Linked DNA regions of Homo sapiens: region 1 is linked to region 2. Evidence: read pairs that join two places in POLR2A ChIA-PET (ENCODE). Cell type or tissue: Panc1. All regions are shown on one strand. Each heading gives the region's core, and the rest is flanking DNA. Links, peaks and the distances in the headings are about the cores only.

Region 1 (16,860 bases), core at 8,498-10,997, 74 kb after region 2:
CATTGCTTGGGCAAAGTTTCCCACTCCTTCAGCTCAGATGCTCTCTCTAGGTGCTGCCAACAGGAATTACCTAAACAGGGCCCAACCCTGGTGGCCTTTCCCACTCCTCTAAGGTGCGTTCCTCATCCACACAGAGCCCTTTGCATCTTATCTCACGCAACTTGGATGTGGACTAACCCTCTCCAAGACAATGTTGGAATCTGGATCGCTATCCCTTGGAAGCACTGCTTGGCAACAGGGTTGTGGTCTGCTGTATGTATGTGAGCATGCGTGGGCACTGGGTGTGGCAGGGGAGCTTGTCCGTTAGCTGGGAAACCCACACATCCTCGGGTTTCCACCGTCTTCCCAAGGCTGTGGTCAGGGAAACTATGAATGCGCTATGTGGGCTCAGTTGCACCTTGCAGGGCAAGCAATGTTGGCACTGGCTGATTTTCAGACCTGTGGTCACCTCTCCCGACTTCAGGGCTTGCCAGGGGCAGGGGCAATGGGGTGGACCAGATGTCTCCAACCTCTCAGAGCACAAAGGAGGGTGCTGGTTTGGCTTTCCTGTTAGCTTAAATTCAACCATCTCCTCAAAAGCAAGGCAGGAAAAGATGAGTCCCATTCACCATCACCCAGGCAAGGTGGGAGGCAGCTGTCCCCTGACCGATGGCAGTGTACTTCCCGAACCCTGGCCTCGACAATCCTTCAGGGGAGCCCGTGCCTCTCTGTAGAAAGAGGTATTCAAGGAGGAACTGAATGGGAGACAGAGGCATAAAAATACAGACAGGTTAAGGAGCTTGCCCCAAGAGGCAGAGCAAAGAGGCTCAGGAAGCAGGACTGTTTCTCAAGCCACACCGTGGTTCTTGACTGCTCTGTCCCGCCCAGCCTTGGTGACCAGATGGACCAAGCTCTCCCTCAGAATCCCTCTCTTCAAGCTCGCAGCCATCAGTGGCTTAAGCGGTAGAGGGAAGAATGCTCCCAGCTCAATGGCCACTGTGTCCTAGCACTTGATTTTAGGACTGTCAGCCCCATGAGGGCAGGGACCACATCTAACTCACGCGCCATGGTATCCACAGCTCAGGCCTTAGTTCAGACTGGATTTCAGATTATTTGCTGAATGAATGAATGAATGAATGAATGGACAAATGAGAGCACAGGAAACCACAGCTCTTAGGGCTGAGCATATAGGTGGGATTGCAGCCTAGTCAAAGGAACTTCTAGAGTTACTGTAAGATGCCCAGCACTTTCCTCCCAGCCAGACAGACTGGAGCGCCGATGGCATGGTGCTGTCCTGGCTTCACTGTTGGTATGTCTTGGGGTAGTTGCTTGGGAGACCCAGCTGGCAGGCAGTACTGGGCAATTCCACTTTCCTGCTGAGCTGGAGTGGACTCTGACATGGGCTCCATGGAAAATGCACCCTCCTCTTCCCCAAAGGGGCTGCCTCCTGAATCCTGCAATCCCCACGCCTCAGCGTTTGATCTCTCTGACCACCTGCCTTCCTTGCTTGGGGAAAACTTAATTCTTCAGCCTCAGATTTGCTTCTGCTCAGAGGGGTGTGATGGCGTGGTGATGGGGGGCAGCTCTCAGCACCCACAGAACAGCAGCCTGAGAGAGGGCTAACAGCATTTTCTTCATACACAAAGGACAGTACAGAGCCTGGCAGGACACTGGAACGAGGTGCAGAGGCAGGCTGCGGGCTTACTTCTCCCCAAGACCCTTACGAGAGAAGCAGCCCTTCCCAGTCACCAGGTGGTGTGGCAGACTTGCTCATCGTCCCTTCCTGCCCTAAGGGCCTGCTTTCGGTGCAATGGGTACGCTGGCATGTACGGTGCAGTATGGAATGAGTGTCTGAGAAACTGACTACTCTGCTCAGATCCAAAGCGTTTTCTGGAAAGGCCAGTCCTTTAATTCAGCTCACAGGCACACTTCCCTGACATTCCCTTCAGGGACAGTGGGCCTAGTATCCAAGCAGGTGTTGGAGGAAATCCAGGGGAGGGGCCCTCCAAGCTCACACCCCACCCCCTGCTGTTTACCCTGTCCCCTTGCACTGTGATAAGCTGCCCCTCAGGCGTCCAGGCAGCAGCCCTAGCTGAGGCTTGGCCCAAATGACCATTACACACTCTCAGGTTCAAACAACCTTATTGGCTCAGTTCTGGGCTATGGTTTCTTACCAGCAGAGAGTGTGTGTCTATGGGCTTGACCTTCAACTGAATGATTATTAATGATGCAAGCATTGCTAATACCTTTGCGGCTTAAACATGTGGCAAATGTTGCTTTAATAAAGTCACGGAAGGACAGAGCCCTGGTCTGGCCCAGGCCCCCTGGCTGGCAGCCGGAGAGGCTCAAATCGGAGGCTGTGCCCATGGCAGCTGATCCATTCCTGGGGATCAGCTTCACCCTCCTGAAACTGACCTCAGCTGCAGAAACAGCTAAAGGGTTCCTCTTAGACTCAAGATCTCCCCCTCTCCTTCTCTGTCTCTGAGGCTAGGTACCTTTGGTTTCAAAAATGCATTAGGTGGGGAGGATGAAGGCAGCACCTTCGGTCTGAGAACTGCAGGTCTGCGAGTGTCTCCATTTGGGGTGACTGGTGAGGACGTGTGTTGAGTGGCCACTTCTGGTCCTGCCGGAACACTTGCATAGGCTGCCCTGCTCTCCTGGAGATAGACGTTGCTGGAGGCTTCAAGGCTTGCAGGGGGGGAGCTGGGAACCTGGGAACTCCAGGGACAGATCAGCGCTGCATAAGGCATACAAAGAGCATTGAGTCCTCCCTAGGTGGGGGCATCACAACACTGAGTACGGTGCCACCTCAGGGTCCCCTGATATGTATACACCCCAATGAAAGGGCAGACCTGCTCAGTCTTGGGGCAAGTCCCCATCCACACACCATGTCAAACAAGAGCCTCAGTGTCCTACAGAATTGGCTGAGAAGATGATATCTGCTAGAGATGGAAGGGGAGCAGTGCCTTATGCCCCAAACACACCAGCAAAGCTTTTGCATCACAGGGTTCCATCTCCTCGAGGGTGGCAGCATGGGCCCTGGCCACGTGGACAGGTGCCCTCTACTCTGGACAGGGTGGGTGTGGCCCTCTATCTACATCCTGGGTTTCACCAGTGAGGAGGCATGAAGTCCAAACCCAGCCTTTTTCTTCTCTCTAGAAGTGAGCACAGTGCCCCCAAGACCAGACACCTGATTTTCTTCTGCTGGAGGTACACAGTCACTGGCGTTGAAGTCCTTTCTATCAGTGCCCACTCCTGTTCCTCAAACGTCTTCAGAGTCAATGCAGCTCACATCTTAGATATTCCAGAGAAAAGGGCAGGGGAGGAATGAGGAGCAAGAGGTAAACACACCTCCCAACCAAACCAGAGAGCAGCAAGGAGGCCTGCGCACCTTCTCCCTGCCAAAAATACTGTCATTTTCCAGAAAGGAGCCAAGCCCAGCTCAGCAACTGACAAGGCCGAGGCAGAGGGGCTGGGGGCCAGGGGAGGCATATGGCGAGAAAGGCATCCTTTGGAAATGCATTGGCCCAGAGGTGGTTTGAATATTACAGCCTGTCTACGTGTTCTGGTATGGATTCAATCCTTTTTGCCTATCTTTGCAAAAAGGATTCTCCTGGGGGAGAATCCACTTATTCTTTCTTTTCCAGGGACTCTTTTTCAAAAGGAAAAGAAAACAGAGACATTGGGTCTGGAGGGGAAGATGCACAAAGCGAAATTAAGACAATGAGAAGTCCCGTAACCAACAGAAAAGGTGAGCGTGTGCCGAGGCCAAGGGCGGACAGTGTGGTGGAACGCTCGGGGTGGCTGCGAGACCGGGCAAGGGGCCAGGCTCCCTCCAGCTGAGCTCAGCCACGGCTCCAGCTCTCCCACACTGGTGGCACCCGGGGCTGAAGGGGGGTCATTGGGAGGGGGCTTGTGGGTGGCTTGGTGGCTACTGGTCCTCACAGCTTGGCAGACCCCCATATCGTACCCTTGTTACTGAAGGTGGTGGTGGCTTCGTGGTAGGTCTGCAGTGGTTTTGTCTCCCCTTCTCCCCTCCTCCCACTTGCAAAGTGGTGGCTGTGCCTGGGTGGGCTCCGTTAGGCCAGAGAGTAGATAGCATTGACAGGTGACGTGGCCTCTGAGCTTTCGTTGCCCTCTGTTTCCTCCTTGTCCTTTTTGACCGTGTACTGGCCGATGAAGGAGCCGTCTTCATTGAACTGACCCTCGCCACCCTCGCCATAGTCCACCAGGCTGTCGTCACTCTCCTGCTGCTTGATGGTGCCGTCCAGAGATGTCTGACTGCCCTGCAGGGGCTTGTTGTCCTCATCACTGGCCAAAGAGAGACAGAGAATCTCAGGTGGGGTGAGATGGGGCAGCTGGCCTCCTGCCAGCACATGCCCTACACAGCTCAGAGAGGATGGGATCCAGGAGACCGCCCAGTCCAGCCCCCGCTTCACCCTCCCCTGTCCAGCCTGCTTTGCAGAAGGGAAATGGAGGCCTAGAGAGGACAAGCACCTTCTCTAAGGTGAGGTTGCAGGTCAGGGCAGGGCAGGGAGTGGAGCCCATGCTTTTGGGCTCCTGTTCTGGGTCTTTTCCATGAGATTGGGTCCCTGTGTGTGGTGGAAGTGGACAGAGGATGGCCACCCCATGGTGAGGCAGAGCCACTGCTTGTGAGACCACATGGAATGGTTCTAGTCCCGAGTGTGTCACTGTGTGGTTTTGTGACCTGGGCCTCAGTCTGTCCATCAAGAGGGGCTGGCCCAGCTTTGATCTCCCAAGACCTGTGACTCTGTAGGGAAACACTCTCGCCTTGACAACAAGCAAGGCTTTTAAAGGAACAAACCTCTCCCTCACCTCTCTGCTTGTCTGTCTTGGTGTCTTTCGCTGAGCTATCTGGTTGATCTATAAAAAGATGTTATTGCTTTGGGCCTAGCAAGCACAGGTGCGCAAGAGTGGTGGTGGTGGGGGGGCACACAGGTAAGCAGGTGATGCCAGCAAACGTGAGAAGACAGCAAGGCTCAGAGGATCATGCCCAGCCCCTTCTGAGGCCCATAGGCCCTGACCCTAAGCTCCCCTTGTGCAGGGAGAGCTGGGAGGCTGCCGAGTAAAGCTGCACGGGCCGCTGGGAACAGCCACCCAGTTGGGATGTCTGCTGTGCTCCTGAGGAGGCGCGGGGCTGCTCTCTGAGCCAGCGTCTGTTCAGGCACCATGTCCCTTCCCTTGGCTGGAAAGGCTCAGAGTGGGGACCAGGTGGTGCTGGCTGCACTTCAGAGGTTAGCCCAGTTCCTGGGCAGGAGGCAGCTCAGGATGAGCAGTGGGAGTCTGGGTCTGAGCAGTGGGAGTCTGGGTCTCAGTGGTGGGACCATAGCGGTGCCAGGCGGTCTGAGCAGACACACACCACACACTGCCTTGCCCCCAGCTCCCCACCCACCCCCAGTCCTTCCTGGACGTGGGGAAGACAACCAGCTGAGTTGCCATTATAGTGGGCAGTGCGTTCTCACTTCTAATAGCAGTGTCGGGCAAAGACAGCTGTCAGGTGAGGGCAGCGAGCCAGAGCCGGGGCTGTGTTAGAAGATTGAAAGCTATTAGCCCACTCCCCACAGTGCTGCCCCACGAATACAGCCTAACTGTATTCGTGGGACAGCCGTGGGTTGGGAGATGGTGTGAGGGAGGCAGCTCTCTGGGGCTGTGCTGAGTTTGTGCAGGAAGCGGAAGTCACTGTTTGCCAACTGGAGGAGGGAAATCGCCAGGCTCCTCACCCCACTTGCAGGTCTTATTCGCATGCACTCCTTTCCAGGGCCCTCTATCCCATGTGCAGGGGCATGAGGACTGTGCTATGGGATTTGTGGGAATTCCTCCTCTGTTTCCAGGCAGCTAAGCTAAGTGCAGCCACTGGGCAGCAACAGCCCAGCCAGTGGAAGGGGCGGGGGAAGAGATCTGTAGCATGCCAGGCTGTTGAGGGGACGGGGGATCTAGGTCTGAAAAGAACAGACCGAACAGACCTCTCCTAAGGGAAGCTTGAAAGAAACTAGAATGACTAGGGGTGGCCCTGGTCTGGCCACCTGTCAGCCTCACTTCTGAGACATCTTCAAGGTCTAGGTGGATGGATATAGGGGAGAAAAACAGAGGGTGCCCCATGGGAAAGGTGGTCGGCCACTTAGCCACAGACTGGAGTGAGAGAACAGCACTCCTCGCCCCTAGGCCTATCCTCTCTAGAAACTTAGTTCTTTCTCTGATGTATTAATTTCAGCCTTTTCCCAGGTTAGGGCTCTTAGACTCATCCAAGGGAGGGCTCTAGGATGGATGCTGCGGACCTTCCAGAGCCAAAGCAGAGGGGTGTGTGCGTGTAGGGGTGCAGGCCCAGGCATGCTCCTGTGCGTGTAGACCCAGGGTCAGTGTCTGCGGGGAGGAGGCAGGGGTTTTTGCCTGACAGCTTTGGTGTCTGGGGCAGGAGAGGTGCATAAGGAAGCAACTCCTCGCAGTACAGGCTGCCCAGCCTTGTATTGGAGGAGGTCCAAGCTCCTCCTCTCTGGCTGCACCAAGAGTCTGGGGGAGGAGAAGCCCTGTGGCTTTTGGAACAAAAAGCCAGGGAAGTCTCAGCCCACAGGGAAGCTGTGTCAGGGAAGCCCTGCCAGGGAAGATGGGAAGGGGGCTCTTGTGCCTGCCCTTTCAGGATGCTTCTGGGAATGTCGGGACTAGGTGGACAGTCATGGCCCATAAGCCTGCAGACAGGCTCCTGTGTGGGCAGTGGCTCCACCACACATTGATCTGATTGTGCTTGCCAGGCTGATGGGCAGAGTGGCAGAGGCCCAGGACAGGAAAAGGAGACTGTAGCAGAGGACAAGGGGACCTGGGCCCAGGCAGTAACTGGGTGGCATGAGGAGGGAGGGCTCTGATCAGACATTCCCTCCCATAGCACTTGGTCTGGGAATGACACTCCACAGCCCACTCTGCATCATCCTTCAGCTCAGAACATACTCGCCATCTCCATGGACCCACAACAATGTTGTTAAGCCCACATACAAAGATGCATCCAGGTAGGACAGGAGCATGGGTATAGAAGTATAGAATAGCAGCACCAGCTGGAAATGCGGGACCTGGCCTTTCCAGCTTTGCCACTAACTCACTGGGTGGGGACCTTGGAAGAGTCTTAGACAATTCGCTTCCTGGTCTGGGCCTCAGTCCTCTCATCTGGGGCATAGGGCACTGGACCAGAAGCCTTTCCAAGGCCCATTCCAGTCTAGAGCCCAAAGATATCGCCAAGTTCAAGGAGAAACGACCTGGAATCACCCCACCTTCATTCCTTGAGGCTTTAAGACATCACAGCCTCCCAGGGTCATTATCTTCAGGGTTAGGAATGGAGTGTGGGCAGAGAATCAGCATGAGAGCTGAGCTCATCTCACGGCAAGAGGGTCCTGGGGCTCATGTTCAGAGTGAAAAGGTGGAAAGACATACATAGCAAGCTTGATACATTTGAGTTGTGCAGTTGAATGAATGAAATGCTGTTCGTCAAACTAATGCACGCATGTGTCGGGCAGTGACTCCTGGGGGAGCAGCCTCGTCTGGCACTCTCAGGATGAGAAGCCTCTGAGTAAACTCAGCAGCATGCACTCTCCACCACAGCGCCACCAGAGAGGCAGAGTCACAGCCCAATGGGCAAGGACAGCTACTCATGGCCTCTCAGCCAAGCGGAGCTACTCTGAGGGGAGGGTGGTGCCTCAGGGACAGGGAGGACAGCCTGCCTGAGAGAGGAGGAGGGAGATCACGCACCTATAGTCAAATGAGCCATCCTCTTCCTTGGGGTCTTCAGGGCCAAGGGGAACATCCTTCTTTTCTCGTACTTGGTCAAAAGGAGAAGCAAAGACACAGACACGACGATTAAGTACATGCCCCTGCTCTCTAGGGCTCCACTGAATGCAGGGCCAGAAGGCACCGCCCTGGGCTCACTGACACTCTTTTTTAACAAGGCACCATCCACGCCTCCCTTGTTTTTGCTTCCTGTACTCAATCAGTTGCCAAGTTGACTCTGCCTCCTCCTTCTCAGCCCCAGGGGTCTCTTTACATCTCTACTGACAACTGAAATCTCCTCCTACCAAGCTCCCCCCACCACATCTCCATGAAGTCTCCCCAAAAGACCAAACAGATGTGATCATTTCCTTTGCCAAAGGCAAACACTCCACTGTTTGCACCTTTCTTACTCTGCTCTGTGGTGTAACTATTTGTGGACGTTTTTTCATGCCTATCACAGAAGGCTAGTTCTTTCCTCAAGGGTGGGGGTCTGTGTGCTTCTTCACAGTTCCTAGCAGAGTGCCCTGAGCAGAGAAGACACGCCGTACACACCTATGGGATGGAAAGTGTCTCTTCTCTGTGACCCCCTTGTTGGCGTGCCCCCTTTCCTCCACTTCCTCTGTGATGTGTGAGCATTCAGCCGAGGCTCTGCCTTGTTCTGTGCTCATTCTTTCGGTGTCAGCTACGGTGCCCTTGAGGAGAGATCATTTTTCCTCCAGTATCGCTAGTGCACAGCACAGAGGCGGATGCACAGCGGGCACTTACATGAAAACCTCTTTATGTATCTTTTTTTGTTTGTTTTTTTGCAGTGGTGCTATCTTGGCTCACTGCAACCTCTGCCTCCCGGGTTCAAGCGATTCTCATGCCCCAGCCTCCCAAATAGCTGGGATTATAGGCGCCTGCCACCGCGCCTGGCTCATTTTTGTATTTTTAGTAGAGACGAGGTTTTACCATGTTGGCCAGGCTGGTCTTGAACTCCCGACCTCAGGTGATCCACCCATTCAGCCTCCCAAAGTGCTGGGATTACAGGCGTGAGCCACCGCGCCCGGCCTATGTGTCCTTTTTGAGACACAAGGTAGATAATCATCCCCATTTTAGATGAGGGAAACCGAACCGTTGAGAGTTGAAGAGCATGTCACGTAACTAATTAGTGACTGAATGAAGACTGGAGGGAAGGCTAGCAACCAGGCCTTGTAGCTCCTGGTTCACTCATCTTTTTAAGGGACCAGGGGCTTACTCTGTAGCTGGAGGGCAAGAGGTTAGTTTCGAAGAACTGTTTGGAATGAGATACTTTCTGAAAGGGCAAAGGGCAGCTCAGAGTTGATCTGCTGGGTTCTTCCAGTATTCCACTTCCACCTGGAATGGGCGTGAACTCAGTCCACCCAAGTCTGACTGTCAGACGGAGGAGGCAGCCTTTTCCCTAACTCAGGCTTTCTCTGTTACAGAACCAGACAGGCCCAGCACAGCAGAACAGAGTGAAAGAAAACATCGCTCACCAGTAAGGGACAATCATTTCCTGCCCTCCCTCACTTAAGGCACAGCTCTTCAGAGTCCTAGTCTGTGGGTACTTGGGCATGGGGAATGAAAAAGAATCCAGTCTCCTCTCCCTTCTATTTCCTTTGTGTTGAGTTTTGGGGGGGGTCCTGGGGGAGGACCTGTTCTAAGAGATGGGGAGAAGGAAGCATTTGGGGAGCATGGGTTGTGTTTGGTGATGGGGCTTTCTGGAGCAGGGAGAAATTGCATTCTGTGGTCCAGCCAGATCTTTGCTTTCAGGGTCATCCATTATCCTGTCTCCTGTCCCTACCCACCCCATCACAGACAGATGGCTCTCTTGCTCCTGTGTAAAAAACAGTCAATATTTCCAGAAACAAGAATGCCAGAGGTCCTTATCCTTGACCTTGGTTATGTCTGGGCTGCAGGATCTTTTTTTTTTTTTTTCCTTTTTTGAGACGGAGTCTTGCTCTGCCGCCCAGGCTGGAGTGCAGTGGCACGATTTCGGCTCACTGCAACCTCTGCCTCCCAGGTTCAAGTGATTCTCCTGCCTCAGCCTCCTGAGTAGCTGGGATTATAGGCACGTGCCAAAACACCCAGCTAATTTTTTGTATTTTTGGTAGAGATTGGGTTTCACCATGTTGGCCAGGCTGGTCTCGAACTCCTGACCTCAAGTGATCTGCCTGCCTCAGCCTCGCAAAGTGCTGGGATTACAGGTGTGAGCCACTGCGCCCGGCCTGGAGGATCTTTTAAAAAATTTTATTTATTTGAGACAGGGTCTCTGTCACCCAGGCTGGAGTGCAGTGGCACAATCACGCCTCATGGCAGCCTTGACCTCTCCAGGCTCAGGTAATCCTCCCACCTCAGCCTGTTGAATAGCTGGGACCTCCGACACCTGCCACCACACCCAGCTAATTTTTGTATATTTAGTAGAGACGGAGTTTCGTCATGTTGGTTGGGCTGGCCTCAAACTCCTGACCTTAAGTGACCTGCTCACCTTGGCCTCCCGAAGTGCTGGGATTACAGGTGTGAGTCATTGTGCCTGGCTAGGGGCTGAAGGATCTTGAGGTATCCTTGGGATTTTAGGGAAGCCCAAAGTGCTTTAGGGCCATGGGGGTCCCTACCAGTGCCACCCATCTTCAGCCTCTCCCTGCTCCTCGCTTCTGACCCTTGCTAGTGGTATTGGCAGTTACACTGTTGTCCTGCTGAGCGCCCACCTCTGGAACTCTCTCATGTGGGTGCTGCTTCTGCCCAGGCCCCTCCTCTCCCCATTCTCTGGGACACGGTTAGGGAAAATGCCTCTCTTCCTTTCTCCTTCCCTGGGACACAGGATCCTAATGAGATTCAGGCTGAAAAAAAGCCAATTTATAGAACAGATGGGTGGTGAGTCAAGGGGAGGAAAGGTCATTCTTAATAGGAGCCAGGGTTCCTTCCATCCCCTCTCTGAGGCCGCCTGGACTGTGCCATCCGCCCAACTCAGGCGAACTTAATTAACTCAAGTGCTCGCTGGCAGTCTGAAGATGCACAGGCAAGAGGATTGTATTTCCAATCCGGGCAAGGGCTGGCTTCACTGAGAGAACACATTCCCCGGATCTGGCTGGAGACCTGGAGACTCACGGGAAAGTGGACGTGCCCCACCCTGCAAGCCCACGCCTCTTGCACATCTCACCTGGGTACTTGCCGCCGCGACTCCTCTTGATGAAACAGACGATGAGCAGGATCAGCACCAGGAGGGCGATGGCGCACATAAGCCCAATGAACCAGCCCTGGGTGGCGATGTCCGCTTGGTTGTTGGTGTAAGCTGGCGGGGAGGGCCGGAAGCAAACCCGTGAATGATTTCATGGGGGAGATGGTGAGGAGGGAGATGGAGGGAAGAACTTCAGCTATCTCATGTGGATGTTTCTCCTGGAGCCTAACACTACCACCTAGCAGCCCCCTGGCCCAAACTACCCTGCTAAAGGACAAAAAGAAAATAATTAAAGAGCCAAGGTCAAAAGATCAGAAAAGAGGCAAAGGAAAGGGGTACAAGGAGCAAATAAGCAGAAGGTTGAACAGGTCCTTTAGGAAGGGGAAAGTGTCATAGGGATGAAGCACGGCATTCTTGGAAACCAGAGGGCTGGTCACAGCCTAATGGGGACTGAGGGATGGCCACGGATTGGCCATGGAAGTATGATTCCCCATGGATGAGTCCAGGGTGGAGAAATGGGAGCCGGCAAGCTACCCATCAGGGAGTGCAGGCCGTGGCCACGTTGCAAAAACCTGCTATGAGAACACCTTCGCAGGCCTGCACAGGCACACGGCAGCATCCCTGCCCACCAGCATGGCTCTGAAGCCATCCAGGCTTCCTGAGGGTGGGGACTGGACCAAGTGGAGGCCCAGGATGCCCTGTCATCTTTTCACATCTCTCTAGTGGATCCTGCGCTTCCTGACAGCAAAGGCAATCCTGGTGTGGGTACCCCTAGCCAGGCCAGCAGCGATGTGGGGCTGGGGCTGTGCCTTCTGCTCACTCCATGCCACTTCCAGGCTACTCCACACAGGGTGACCCCCCCGGTGGTCTGTGACAAGCCGATGTTCCCCCTCCAACCCCTGTGACAGTGAGTCCCTCTCTGTCCATGCCCAGCGTATGTGCAGACCTGTTTCAAAGTGGGCAGATCCCTTTGTGATTTAAAAGGCCTGCAGGACGGCCTGAAGTACAGGTGCTAAGGAGTCACCTGAGGGTGTCCTTGATGACCCAATGGCTGGGTTTGGGTTTGGGAGGGGGGGTGTGGTCAGTACCAACTCACCCTTCTCCTTTCTACCGGCTGGAGAACAAAAGCGACCCCTCCTGAAATGCAGCCTGTCACAGAACGTGAGACTGTGACAGAAGGGAAGGATCAAAGGAACTGAATACACCCAGAGTAACCCTGGAACCAGCCAGCCCAGAGACACCTGGGGAGAGGCACACAACAGCAGGAGCCCCAAGAACCATGGAGCTGGCGCCAAGGCACTGAGCCTCCTTCCAGGAGCACGGGGAAAAGCATGAGGGCCACAGCACCTGCGCCCCCAGGTCTTCAGCACATGCCATTTGTGGGGCAGTTATCTGGGTGCAAGCCCACCCTTTGCTCCTCTTGGGGGCAGAAACTGTTTTTACAGCCTTCCCAGTGCCCAGTCAAGGGCATTGCACCAAGAAAGTTCCCAGTACGGGGTGAAGACTGATTTTACAGCCTTCCCAGTGCCCAGTCAAGGGCATTGCACCAAGAAAGTTGCCAGTACGGGGTGAAGACTGATGAACACGTGTCCTCTGCACTCTGGTTGCCCAGGGCGCCCCGGGCTGAAAAGCAGGTGAGGCCTGCGAGAACAAGGCTTGTGAGTACCATGATCTAGGTAGGCTGCAGAGAAAAGTCCCATCCCTGCTTCCACTCCTGCTCCCAGCAGGCCCCCGCCACAGTGTCAGAGTGATCTTTCCAACCCCCCACGTAGGACTGAATCACTTCCTTGCTTTAACCCTCCAAAGCTTCTTATTGTTATTGAAGAAAACTCTCCATTCCTTATCCTGACCTGTCGGGCTCCATCAGAGCAGGCCCTGGCCATCTCTCTAGTCCTACCTCCCACCACCCTGTCCTCATGCTTTATGCTCCAGCCATGCTGGCCGCTCTCATTCCTACTGCAGGGCCTTTGCATCTGCTGCTTTTTCTTCTAATGGCTGCCTTGGCAACTGGCACCTCCTAGAGAGGTCTTCCTGAACCTTCCCAGCTTAAACAAAGCCCCTCTCCCCAACTCCCACCCAGCTGCTATCTCTTATTTCATAGCATTTATAACCATTTAATATATATAGATCTATCATTATCTATTTAATCCTTCCTTCCTTCCTTCCCTCCCTCCCTTTCTTTTTTCTCTTCCCCCCAATCCTCTCCCCTTCTCCTCCCATCCCACTCCCCTCCCCTACTCTCCCTTCCCCTTCCCTCCTCTTCTCTTCTCTTTCTGAGACAGAGTCTCTCTCTATTGCCCAGGTTGGAGTGCAGTGGTGTTATCATAGCTCACTGCAACCTCAATCTCCTGGGCTTAAGTGATCCTCCTATCTCAGCCTCTCAAGTAGCTGGGACTACGAGTGCATGTCACCATGCCTAGCTAATTGTTTTTTTAATTTTAGTAAAGACAGGGTCTTGCTATGTTGTGGAGGCTGGTCTCAAAGTCCTAAGTGTTCCTGTGTCTTAAAAAAAAAAACCCTTGAGGAACTTGCCACACTTTTCAGCTCCAGCTCACATGCTGCCCTCTTAATTGGTACGCTCTATGCTCTTCCACCCCCTCCAGCTCCCGACAACTCTTCTGTACCCCCAGCAAGCTGACTTCAAGCCCCTCTATTCTTAGCGCTTCAGCTGTTACCACTGAGTGGGCCTCTCCCAAGCTGACCTCCACCTCCTTAACTCTCATCAGCACCAGTGACCCTTTATTCATCCCCATCATCCCTCCAGCCACCTCCACAACCGTAAGCCCAGAGCCTCCTCCTACAGCTCTCCTTGGATGCATGCGCTTGAAATTCAACCTGCATCTTCCTGCCCCCTGCCTTGATTCTCCCAGCTCTCCTGCTGCTGCCACAGGCCACACCACTGTGCCCATCTCTAAGAGCTGCCACTTCTTCCAAAACACTTCCCATATTCCTCTCACTGTTCCATTCTATTCCAGGGGTCCCCTCACCTGTGCCTGCCTGCCACTTCCTGTGGATACAATGAGACATCCCGTTACCACCTTCCTAGGAGGCTTCCAATGGTGCCACCTTTCATTACTCTCCACTGTGTGGGCTCAGCTTCTGAGCCTGGCCTTCTGGGAGCTCCAGTCTCCTTTCCGTGCATCCTGCCCCTCCTGCCCAAGAAAGCCCAGGCTGTCGCCCTCCTAGCTCACTGCCACCTTTGCACACTCTACCCCTCCTCCCTGAATCTCCCCTTGCTCCAACTCACACCATCTCCAAACTCCGATTTCACCCCCAGCTGCGCCATGCAGTGGAACATTTAATTGTTCTATTTCCTGGGTCCTGGTTTCCAATTATACTATTAAAGTCTTGAGAACGGGGGATCTCTTTTAGCCTCGTAGTACTTGGCACAATGCTGGTCACATAACAAGTAGTCAGTGACTACTTATTGATTAATGGGTGAATTTAATCTTACTATAATACAGTTAACCTGGCATACTGATTTAGGTTTTTCCCCTGATATCAGCTAGGGGTCATATGGATACTGGCTTGCCCGTGTGCTAGAACTGGGCACTGGGATGAAGGAATTACTTCAACATGTGTTTGGATAGTTCTACCCACCTTTTGCAAGGAGGTTGGTTTGTGCGTCTGCAACGACCTAGTCAATGGCCTAGTTGCACCACCATCTTCCTGGTGCTTGTTCTGATGCACCCTGACAGCTGTCTCCACAAGACTTCCTTCCTCTTGGGAAAGAAAGTCATCATTCCAGGGGAAAGGGGCCACATGGGCAATTAGGAAGCAAATGTGGCTTTTCATTCCTGACGTACCAGGTGAAGTTCAAATGTTACCTTCCGTCCTTACCGAAAAGGTGAAAGAATTTCCTGTGAAGTTTGGACACAGAAGGCTGTTCAAAACCAAGTGGGATCTGGGGTAAGGTGGGCTCAACCACATCCCATCAAAGTGATTTAGTTTCTCAAGGACCAAAAGAAATTTAGGACATAATGATCACACTTATAATGGGACTCCATGACCTGGACTCTGAGAGGAAGGCATTTTAGCAAGGCCCCAGAGCAATTATATTTGACTGTCAACACCATACTCAATCGGTCTGTTAAACTTGTTTCAAGATTCCTAACGGATCCAGTAATATCTGTGTGCAAAGACCAGGGTGCGTTTACACTTGCCACTCTCAGCTGTAACTGACGGGAGCCAGAACAGCATCCTCTCGTCCGGCCCCCACGCCTCTTACACTGGACTAGAAGACGTGTTTTGTGTGCCTTCCACACCTCTCCCGGCAACACCCACTCAGAAGCGGGCAATACACCTGCAAAGCAGACAGCTCTCATGACTCCTAATTCTAACTGGGAGGAATTGGGTTTGGCCAGGGAAGAAAGGCCAGTCACTCAAAGTCTGCAGAAGAATTATGTTCTAGAAATAGGGATAGATTAACAAATATAACGGGGATGGATTTTCCCCAAATACAGTTTGGCTTGGCTGTTCTCACTTAAGCACCATTTGACACCTCTCCACCCCTTGCCCCATCCTGGCCCACCAAAGAGATGCTTCTCCCAAACACAGCAGAAGCTGACTGCATTCAGGGCCCCTGAGGCCCTGCTCCCTGCTCTCCTGAGGTCCGAGGCAGGCTGCTATCTGACTGCTGGCCCACTCTAAGCTTCCACCATCCTCCTGCCTTACCCCATCCCGCCCCCAGCACAGAAGGGCTGATGGGCCTCTTGGAGTCCAGGGTTATGTGTTTGTAGCCCCTCAGGTCTCTTTGGCTTCAGACACTTCAAGGAGGTGATTAACTTCCCATTGGGATTTTTCTGGTGAGGGTCAGAGAGGCTGTCAGCCTTCCCAGTGGTTTCCTTCAATTTCCTTCCTGAACTGCTATAGCGCACTCAAGTCTGCAGACTAAAGTGACTGCCTGTGGTTGTCTAAGTGACCAGTGGTCAGGGCCCAGAGATGCTCACGAGTTCTTGCTTTAATGAAACACAGAGATCTGTGGATTGCATGGACTTGGCTCTGGAGTCCATCCACAGGAAAGAGAATGTGTATTTTTGAAGGATATCGACACACACCCACAGACTTCAGAAAGTGAAAATACTTCCTTTCCCTATGTGGTTTGCAGACAGTAATTTCCAGCCAGCCTGTGAGAGAAGTGGACAATATGTACTCAGAGCTGGGCTCATCAACCTGCCCACTCCAGCTCTCGCTGGGAGGAGTCTGGGAAGACTTGCCAGGGCTGAGTGCTTCATCACTGGAAAGCAAGCTATCAAGATGAGCCTTTCCACCAAGTGCAAGAAAAGAGAAATGAGTATTTAGGTTCAGAAGCATACCCAGTATCAATCATTATTCTGTCGTGTGCTTAATATCCCAAATCAGATTAGGACATCCCTGAGGGCAGGGCCTGAACCCTCACCCACAGCCCTAGGGCTTAGCACCTGGAGAAGTCAAACTCTGAAAGCAGGCTGCCCTGGTTTTGGCAGTCTTCCCTAGGATGGAACTCTATTTTCAAATATCATCTTTGCTTTTTGCTGCTGTGCTGGACTCAAATATGTAATGAAGCAAAATCAAATGCACATACCAGTGAGCAACAGCTTGGGACCTCATCTGAGCTAGACAGAGTCCAGCCACTTGCTCTGCTCAGTCCACTGTCCAGTTGCCTGGCCTTGCTCCCCTTGTTACAGGACAGGCTGGCCACTCAGACATCCTGCCTGAGTCGGCCTGGCTAGCCTCAATCAGGGAGCCCGACTCTCAGACCCTCTGAGCCTTGATGGCATGCAAATGTGCAGGACAGGCGGAGACACGGAGGAAGACAGGATGCTGGACCAGGAAGGACTAGGATAGAAGGGGTGGGGTGAGACGTTTACACAGATGGGCAGGGACTCCCAAGATGCAAGCTACCAGGATCAGCCTCGCCAGGCCAGGTGCAGGAGGAGTAATGAATATTTAAG
Region 2 (4,688 bases), core at 2,101-4,600:
GATGCTTAGTTATGTTGCTGGAGAAAAGATACTTATGTTTTGCTCATCTAACTTCATTGTACCCAGCGTCATTTTGACATGTCATTTCCTATCTCCCATTTGCCTTCGGTCCTCAATGCATGTCTTTGAGTGACTTCTTATCTGAAATTTTGCTACTGGTATCCTAGGAAAGCTTTTGTTGGATACTCTCATTTTAAACTTCTCCTCTCCCCAGATACCTCCTATATTTCCATATTGTGTGCAAAGGATGGGCAGAAAAGAAAGTGCTTGAAAGATTTCAAATTTTCAGAAAGGGAACAACGAAGGCCCTCTCTTCCTCTCATACCACGTTTTGCTCAAGAAGCTGGGCTGTAACAATTCAGGGTTTTCCCTTGTTTTCCTCTCATTGCATGTTTCCCTCCAATATTGGTTCATTGTCATCAATCATGGTTTTTGAAGATAGCTAGTTTTATCCATCTCCAGCAAAGAATCATCAATAGTTTATATTGCTTTACCTGTGCTGGCTTCCAGAGATGGAAACAAACCCAGGTGTCTCTCAACAAGCTACTTTTTTACTGGGGTGGGGGAATCTATGCAAGGAGTAAAGTAAAACCATCCAGAATCAAAGCAGCAACCACATAGTTCAAATCAAAGATCAAGGTGAATTTTTTGTATCACTGCCTGTGGAAATCTATCCTCATCAGTCATTGCATTTTTCCCTGCCTATACCTGTGCTCCTTTTTCTTACTGTGTTTTCAGTCACTTCCTTTCTGTGAAAGGTTGCTTAGCTTTTTTTTTGACATTTGTTGTTCTTTATAAAAATAACAGATTGGATAGATGTGTACATTTGGTGTTTGAAATTCTCTGAAAATCCCATTAGGAAACCAGGTGTGAAAAGGGCTCAGTAGCTTCTCTGAGTGGCGTTTTTAGCTGACTGGAAGTGCTTAATCTGGATCGTCTTTTTTTTTTTTTTTTTTTTTTCAATATTTTAAAAGGAGAATTTAAATACTGTGCTTACTGTGAAATATATCAGTTGGTGAGCCGGGCGTGGTGGGTCACGCCTGTAATCCCAGCACTTTGGGAGGCCAAGGCGGGTTGATCACCCGAGGTCAGGAGTTCAAGACCAGCCTGGCCAACGTGGTGAAAGCCTGTATCTATTAAAAGACAAAAATTAGCTGGGCGTGGTAGTACATGCCTGTAATCCCAGCTACACTGGAGGCTGAGTCAGGAGAATCACTTGAACGTGGGAGGCAGAGGTTGCAGTGAGTGGAGATCGCACCACTGCCCTCCAGCCTAGGTGACAGAATGAGACTCTATCTCAAAAAAAAAAAAAAAATGATATCAGTTGGTGGATGCTCCTATAGGTAGCCAAACACATTGATTACCTGTTAGATTTTAGGATAGAAATCAAAGTAGAGCACGTCAGCAAGAGCCTCTTTGTCTCACTCCATCATTTAAAACCAGTATATTCAGTAGTTGAAGAAAGAGCTCTCCCTGAGTCAGTTGCAAAACGTCTATATTTTTAGATGCCACTACTTTTTTCTTAAATATTCATTTTGAGACTGTCATGAGTTAGACCAGTGGTTGAGATTAGTAGATGGCTCACTAGACATGTTTTTGTTTTGCAGACATTATATCCATTCCAGTCCTCTGCACTGTACACTGCAGCAGTGTGCAAACTATGGGACTTAGAGGGTTTCTGCCATCTTTCCACGTGTGAAGTAGCTTGGTTTCCTCTGCCTGTGCATTTGGATGTTTGTGCTATGTCCACCTCCTAAACTGGCTACTGAGAAAATCATCTTCAGCCCTGTCAGATTGTCTCTGGCAGTAGCTCCTAATAATTATTTATGTTTTTGGAATTTTTTTTTCAACTTTTAAAAAACCTTCTATCCATTTCAATTTGAATTATTTGATTTGTACAATATATGTATATTCTCTTCTTCCTTTTTGTCATCCCTGCCCTGCCACCCCCAAAATTTTGTTTTTAAAAATATTCTGGGCTGGGCATGGTGGCTCACACCTGTAATCCCAGCACTTGGGGAGGCCGAGGCTGGTGGATCATCTGAGGTCAGGTGTTTGAGACCAGCCTGGTCAACATGGTGAAACCCCGTCTCTACTAAAAATACAAAAATTAGCTGGGCGTGGTGGCGGGCACCTGTAATCCTAGCTACTCGGGAGGCTGAGGCAGGAGAATTGCTTGAATCCAGGAGGCAGAGGTTGCAGTGAGCTGAGATTGCGCCACTGCACTCCAGCCTGGGTGACAGAGCAAGACTCCATCTCAAAAAAAAAAAAAAAAAAAAATCTGTAGTTTTGTACAAGATGAGACTTAGCCTTGGGTACTTCTTGCTGAAGCTTTAATGCTTTGTAAATAAAATCGGATGTTTATTAAAGAACAGGTGTAGATGTTTATTTGTAAACACTGCTCACTTCTGGAACTCTCTGGCCACTTTGCTTTAGTACAAAGGAAAGTGTGATTTCCTGTGTTGATACTAGATCTTTCAGTGTGGAAAGATAGATCTGGAAGGGGTAGGGAGTGGACAGGTAGTCTAGATTTCTGCCTCTAGATGAGATTGTAAATAAATGATGCAAGTGGAAAAGTTGTTGATCAAAAAGATCATCTAGGAATGATCTGTCTTCCAATTATTTAACTCAATATAGTTTTGCAATTACTCTGAAGAGGCCGTAGGGCTAGGCATTCTGGAGGTTACAAAAATGCATGCTAGGAAGTTCCTGTCTTCCAAGGACCTTTCTTCAAGTCTAAGTAAGTACGGTTGAATTCTTATTAGCCTTTTTTTTTTTTTGAATGAAGCAGCTTTAAAATTTATTAAATGCTCGTTGTCTCCTAAAGATAAGATGTTTCACAAAGTCTATGTAAGTCTTTGATTTTAATGTCAAATTTGAGGGTCTACTTATTAATCTTATGTGATTGAGAACTCCATCTTTGACATCATAGCTGTTTCATAGCAACCTTGACCTACGTGAATAATGAGCTCTATTCTGTAGGATAAAGGGAGTAGGCCAAGAGTCAGGGAGCATCATGCATCCTCTCACTCAAAATATATCTTCAGTATCCTTGGGAAGGAAGAGTGCCTAAAAGGGGGAGAGGAGCTGCCTTTAACACAACCTTAAACATTCTGATTTGAAAAGGTCATCTTGGCCCTTGTCTTTATGAATTTCCATTTCTATTTAAAATTCCTTACACATTGAACAGTGTTTCACACTTTACAAAGTGTTCTCACATACAGTATATCATTCAGTGCTCTAAGTGACCTTCCTCAGATAGGCAAGGAGGTCTTAAGTTACAAAGGAGGAAACAGAAATTCAGGAAGGGTAAGTTACTTGCCTCCTAGTCCAGAGTTCTTAATCCTTTTTATAGGAAGTTTAGGAACATTAAAATAATTCAAGTTAATCTTCCTTTTTTTAGACTTTAGTATTTGTTTTATTTGGTGACATTTAACTGGGGCTTTTGAAACCCTTAATTTAGATCCTAGTTTATAGAGGGGAAGGGGAAGGGTGAGGAAGAGTGTAACTTCACTATGCATTTGAGGTAATCTGGAAATTTACTTCAGTTTCTGAAGTCTTTTCTTCTTTGTCTTCCCAAGAGGTGGATTTAAAGTCATTAAGAGAACACGAAAACGGCCAGCGCGGTGGCTCATGCCTGTAATCCCAGCACTTTGGGGGGCTGAGGTGGGTGAATTGCTTGAACCCAGGAGTTGGAGACAAGCCTCGACAACATGGTGAAACCCCGTATCTACAAAAAATAGAAAAATTAGCCAGGTGTGATAGCCTGCACCTGTAGTCCCAGCTACCTAGGAGGCTGAGGTGGCAGGATCACTTGAGCCTAGGAGGTTGAGGCTGCAGTGAGCTGTGATCATGTTACTGCACTCCAGCCTGGGTTGACAGTGAGGCCCTGCCTCAAAAAAAAAAAAAAAAAAAAAAAGCGTGAAGACTAGTAGGTAAGGTGGTTATTTTATTAACAACGATAGTTAGTAAAGCAACACCATTGTGATTTTTTTCCTGCCTTGTGGCCTCACCTGTTTATAAGGACTGGACTTTTATTTATTAAGTTGTGTTGTTTTATTGACAATACATGCATCATATCTTTTGACTTTGAAGGATATCTCATGTCAAAGGAATCAAGTTATGATTTATAGAGGATTCAGCTGGAATACCTTGTGGGTGCTGGCTGAGGGTGGCAAAACGCCTACCGAGACATGAAGGTTTTAGCCACTAGTTTTGTCCTTGGGAGCCTGGGGTTGGCCTTCTACCTGCCTTTGGTGGTGACTACACCTAAAACACTGGCCATCCCTGAGAAGCTGCAAGAAGCTGTGGGGAAAGTTATCATCAATGCCACAACCTGTACTGTCACCTGTGGCCTTGGCTATAAGGAGGAGACCGTCTGTGAGGTGGGCCCTGATGGAGTGAGAAGGAAATGTCAGACTCGGCGCTTAGAATGTCTGACCAACTGGATCTGTGGGATGCTCCATTTCACCATTCTCATTGGCAAGGAATTTGAGCTTAGCTGTCTGAGTTCAGACATCTTGGAGTTTGGACAGGAAGCTTTCCGGTTCACCTGGAGACTTGCTCGAGGTGTCATCTCCACTGACGATGAGGTCTTCAAACCCTTTCAAGCCAACTCCCACTTTGTGAAGTTTAAATATGCTCAGGAGTATGACTCTGGGACATATCGCTGTGATGTGCAGCTGGTA

What was found. ChIA-PET counts read pairs that join two places held together with the same protein. Peaks named below come from ENCODE experiments on the same cell type or tissue, not always from the same donor. Only the 100,000 strongest peaks of a DNase experiment are listed, where the experiment ranks them.
Region 1: POLR2A ChIA-PET joins it to region 2 with 10 read pairs; 4 of 35 experiments call an interaction of 5 or more read pairs at or near these places.

The regions. Positions count from the first base shown.
Region 1 is chr1:205,003,738-205,020,597 of GRCh38, reverse strand. It overlaps NFASC (neurofascin), which reads right to left. Exons shown (of 30, transcript NM_001005388.3): 28 at 10,910-11,041; 29 at 7,732-7,801; 30 at 1-4,290. The coding sequence ends at 4,059. Among named protein-coding and RNA genes, the nearest start is that of CNTN2, 31 kb to the left of the region's middle. RefSeq lists enhancers at 1,020-1,815, 1,816-2,613, 5,984-6,535, 7,643-8,196. In Panc1, for the core only: no CTCF peak of the experiment used is centred there; no DNase peak of the experiment used is centred there.
Region 2 is chr1:205,083,826-205,088,513 of GRCh38, reverse strand. It overlaps TMEM81 (transmembrane protein 81), which reads left to right and starts at 4,054. Exons shown (of 1, transcript NM_203376.2): 1 at 4,054-4,688. The coding sequence starts at 4,194. RBBP5 (RB binding protein 5, histone lysine methyltransferase complex subunit) reads left to right here. Exons shown (of 14, transcript NM_005057.4): 14 at 1-2,372. In Panc1, for the core only: no CTCF peak of the experiment used is centred there; no DNase peak of the experiment used is centred there.